2 separate regions of the Homo sapiens genome follow, and region 2 is linked to region 1. Evidence: read pairs that join two places in POLR2A ChIA-PET (ENCODE). Cell type or tissue: Panc1. All regions are shown on one strand.

Region 1 (2,500 bases):
AGAGATCACTGAGGCTTGCCACTACTTGAGGAGGAGAAATGAAATGTCCATTCTTGCCCCCAGACCAGCCTTGCAGTTCCAGTCGAACTCCCACAAGAAAAGAGGAATTCAATTTCCCTAGAAAGACTTCCGACTGAGTCAGATTGATGCAGACCCTCCAAAAACACGCCAGGAGGGCTTACAATCCTGGTAGTCCACCAAATGGCCCTCGCCTGTAACAGTTGATCTATACTAGGACCAAACCACCGGCCACCCTCCACCCCATAACAGTTATGAATATGTAAGCCCCCACATGCCAAAGATTTCAACATGAGCCCAATGGTTTCACCAGTACCCACCTCTTTTCCTACCAGTTCTTACACAGTGAATGCTCAAAAACAAGTGTGGCTGACACAGGGTGGAAAGGGGCAAGCTAAACAATTGCTAAGCACGTCTATTACGGTGGTTGAACTATCCATGGCATTTCAAAACCTCAACTGCTAAACAATTTAGCCAGATCACTATCTGAAACTTTCTAATGAGCTGAGTTAAAGCTATTAGGTTTCACCTAACCAAAAAAAAAAAAAAAAAAAAAAAAAGGATGGTTATTTGTTTTGGGTCATGAGCCCAGAGGTTAATGTAGGATAGCACAGTGATCAAGAGAACAGACTCTGGAGACAGCCCACTTTGACTGGCTCCTGACACTGGCACTTCCTTGCTGTGACTTTATGCAAATCACTTGACCTTTCGTTGCTTCAGTTTTCCCATCTTCAAAATGGGCATAATCATGGAAGTCCACACTCCCTAATCCAAATTCTGAGCAGCCAGCCAACTGTGATTCAGAAGCTTTATGGATTTTGTAATGGTAAAAATGCATATGCCATATCTTACATAACACTTTCAATGGTATCTGCAGCAAATAAAATATGCCCATAATTTCTGAAGTAAAAATATATGTGTAGTTCTCACCAAGTGAGAAAAATAAAGACTGTCATAACCTCACGTCACTTCAGACCAAGTTTTGTAGCCAAATTTATGAAAATCACAGTTTTTAGAGCTTTTTTGATTTTGGAAATACAGCTAAAGGATAAGATCTCTCACATTGACTGAGTAATATATAAAAATTAAATGCGTTAATTGATAAAAGTTCTTGGAGTGGTGCCTGGCATGTAGTAAGCACCATAGTGTTACCAACAACAACTTCTATTATTTTCATGTAAAATTTGGAAACTTTAAAGTTATGACTAAATTTCATTTGGAAACCAGTACACTTTGGAGATTAATAGGAATTACCCCTTTGAAACAATCCTCTAGGGAAGGATTTTCTGAGATGATGAAAATGTTCTATATCTGCACTGTCCAATACAGTAGCCACTAGCTGCATGTAGCTATCAAGCACTTGAAATATGGGTGGTTAATTTCATTTAACTAATTTCAATTCAAATGTAAATAGCCATATGTGGCTAGTGACTACCATGTTGGACAATGTAGCCTCCGAGGGCTTGGTTCCCAATCTGGCCCACGAAAATCTATTTAAGCCATAACACAGATGAATTATAGCCTCGGTAAAAACCCTGCATTCTGCATCCAGGGAGCAGAGAGGAACACATGATGCTAGAGAGAGTTCTGCCCTTCTTTGTAGGCCACATGGTTGGCCTATAACAAAATGCATCTTTGATATCGTCTTCCTCTCTTTCTCCATTCCCTACTCCTCCATCTCCAACTCTCCTCTTTGGGCCTTACATAACTAAATCACATGCTTCCCTAAAACCCTATCAGAACCTTCCACCCCTCTTCCAGAAGCACCATGTTTCCTAATCACCTGTCTTCCCTCGCCTCAACCAAACCCCTACTTGCTCAATGCCACAGATCTCAACTGAACGTTGGGAGGAAAGCAACTTCAGCAAACAAATTCACACTCTTAGCTGCTTCTACTGTTTTTGGCTTTTCCTCTGCTTCTCCTTCTGAACCCAGAAGCTCTGTTTTATTGTTCTTCCACCGCAGAAGTAGTTCCGGCAGAGAGAGAAGGCATTAAGACTAAAGCAACTGTCCTATATAGGCGCCTGTCAGCCAGGTGTGTGGAACACACACGCGCGCGCACACACACACACACACACGTGCAGCAAGCCTCACTCTGTGCAAATCCCTCCTCTTGCCCAGGCATGGGAAACGTCCCCTGCTGTCTACTTTAGAAAACTCTTCCACCATGCACAGTATTTTTTCAATCTTCTTTTATTCATTTAGAAAGTTACAGGTAACAAATTGCACATCAAACAGTTTTTTTAAAGTATACAACAAAAGCCCAGAGAAGAATGTGACTAAGAATGGTTGTAAATAGAAAAACAAAACCAACCGCCTTCATTGGAATCTAGCTTCTAACCCACTGGAGTATGGAATTTTTAATGACAGGTCAAACTTGGACCACATCCCAGGAGTTTATGTTACTAAGAGGACTGGAAGAATGTCCCTCCAGTTCAATCTGGCTTCTTACCTGGTAAGACATGGCTCCTGGGTATAAAGG
Region 2 (2,500 bases), 360 kb before region 1:
TTGAGCACAATGTTTACAAAGAATAAAGTATTATTTAGCTTATTTCCTAAATAAAGGAGGTTCATGTATAAGATAAGCTGATTTCATTTAATGTACATCTTTCTTTTGAGTCTGAATAGTCAAGTAGAGTGAATGGGGGAAGAATGCTGTTCTCACTTTGAGGTAGTGGCAGAACAGTTCTGAGTTCCTACGGCTATGATTTCACTTAATCCTCATTACCCTGCTGGTAGGTCTTATTCCCATTTCCAGAGAGGAAACTGATGGTTCCCTGCAGTCACAAGTATCTGGAATTTAAAGTTGGACCTTTTAAACTCCAAAGTCTATGCTATACTCTAAAGATTTTGGGAAAGTAAGAGTCACACTTGGTTTTATGAACTGTTCTTCATAAAGAATCTGCTGTAACTTTCACCTTTATTTTGCATCTAGAGGGAAAACTGGATGTAGCCAAAGTTTGAGTTTGTATGGTAGGTTGTTTACCCATTTCTTTTATTCATTTGCTGTTTGAGTGCCTGCTATGTGCCAGACACTAGCCTAAGTGCTACTATCCATATACCTATTGAAAGTTGGCTGGTGGTTTTTCTGTACTTTTGAAATGATAGGTCTCTAGATAACTTTTTAGATCTATTAAGACTGAAAATTGATCTTTTTTTCCCCTGCAGTGAGCCTGTTCATGCGAAGAAACGGAAGCATGAACGCATTATAGATAAATATGAAAAAATACCAAGAACTCTGCAAACTGCACCAGAGAAGGAACTGATTCATTTACTTCCTATCAAAGATAAAAGTGGTATAATCCCACAGACTAGGGAGAAGCCAGGTGAGTCTAATAAACTGGTAATATTAGTTGAACTTTTACCCCCTTACTGATATCATGTTTTTTTTTCACTCAAAATTTAATTTTACTTTGATTTTACCCATATCTAGAAAATATTCAATTAGTCTTATAGCAAGCTTGATGATTTGGGCCAGAATTATAGATTATCTCAGGTACCAATTTGTACTGTGAGGACAACTGAAGCTACAAGGTTCAGGTGATTTTCTTTTCACTAAATTTTGTTGTTTCTAAAATTAGAGCATATTAACTGTTCTTGATTAGCTTTCTTTTTTAATGTATCTTCTTTTGTATGTGAAATAAAACAGAAAAGTTCAGATATCAAAGATGTGAAGTTACATGGTTTATAACAAAGCGCATACCTATAAAACTACTATTCAGACAAGGAAAAAAAACTACTGCTAGCTTCCAGAATCCTCCCTTGTGCTCACCTCAATCACTAATTGTGCTCTTCCCATAAAAGTAACTGCTATCCTGAGTTTTATCGTAATCACCTCCTAGCATTTCTTTACAGTTTTTACCACTTAAGTATATATCACAGTTTTAATACATATGTTTTCCATATAGTTACTGATAGTAACAAAGATGAAGAGGATCAAGAAGAAGAGAGGGAACTTGAGGAAGGTAATATGTCTTTACAGTTACTAAATTGTTAATTGAGAATTTTTTTGCATAATAGTAAATGTGAGTTAATTTTAGATGAAATCTGGAAGGTACATTTTGGAGTACTGCTCATTTCAAGGTCACTTTGAACATTTTTCCACATTTGAAAGCTTCATCTTGTGGAATTATTAATAGATTCTTTATTTTTTTGATTATGGAAAAATTTACACAATCATATTTGTAATATCTAGGCATACAAGAAGTGTGTCTTGTTAATTATTACTGTTCTGAATTCCTTTTAATTGTAAGAGAAAGACTACTTACAAATAACTGTTAACTTTTTAGCTTTAAATTACAAAAGCGATTCTGTAGTATGAAGTCATTTTGGTTTGTTTCTAGCACAATTATACTTGCATATGTTTCATATAATTGAATGTCAGTTTCTATTACCTAGGACCATTTAATCAAAGTTGAACTGAAATAATGCATTTTATTGTTTGAAATTATATTAGTTTGGAATTTGTGACAGAACAATCTAGTTAAATTTTACTTTCGCTTAGCAGACCTCATTAATAGCAAAAATGAATTACAGGTCAACTGTTTAACTGTTTTCAGTCACCCATCATAAAACCATTACAGATTATGCTAGTGTTGATTAAATCTAGTTCCCTATGAATTTCCTAAGGTGGACATGTTTTTCTGTAGCCCAAAACTATGAAGTATTAGTTTGTATAAAGTAATATATAGTGTTAAAAACAAAGGAGAATATTCTGTACTTAAAAAAAAACTAAATAGGATTATCCTATTTGTTAATTAATATGAATTATTTTGGGCTTATTATCATAGAAGCTAAGAATATGAGCTCTAGGCTGGTTGCACTGGCTCATGCCTGTAATCCCAGCACTTTGGGATGCTGAGGTGGGAGGATCACTTGAGCCCAGGAGTTTGAGACCAGTCTGGGCCACATGGTGAAACCCCGTCTCTACAAAAAACACAAAAATTAGCTGGGTATTGTGGCTCACCTATGGTCTCAGCTACTGGGGAGGCTGAGGTGGGAGGATCAAT

Evidence for each region. ChIA-PET counts read pairs that join two places held together with the same protein. Peaks named below come from ENCODE experiments on the same cell type or tissue, not always from the same donor. Only the 100,000 strongest peaks of a DNase experiment are listed, where the experiment ranks them.
Region 2: POLR2A ChIA-PET joins it to region 1 with 28 read pairs; 2 of 35 experiments call an interaction of 5 or more read pairs at or near these places.

What each region holds. Positions count from the first base shown.
Region 1 is chr10:93,995,711-93,998,210 of GRCh38, reverse strand. All of the region lies in intron 1 of PLCE1 (phospholipase C epsilon 1), which reads right to left. Among named protein-coding and RNA genes, the nearest start is that of PLCE1, 3.0 kb to the right of the region's middle. In Panc1, no CTCF peak of the experiment used is centred here; no DNase peak of the experiment used is centred here; H3K4me3 peaks cover 779 bases; H3K27ac peaks cover 2,500 bases.
Region 2 is chr10:94,355,491-94,357,990 of GRCh38, reverse strand. It overlaps NOC3L (NOC3 like DNA replication regulator), which reads left to right. Exons shown (of 21, transcript NM_022451.11): 4 at 660-817; 5 at 1,400-1,456. Among named protein-coding and RNA genes, the nearest start is that of NOC3L, 6.2 kb to the left of the region's middle. RefSeq lists an enhancer at 1-45. In Panc1, no CTCF peak of the experiment used is centred here; no DNase peak of the experiment used is centred here.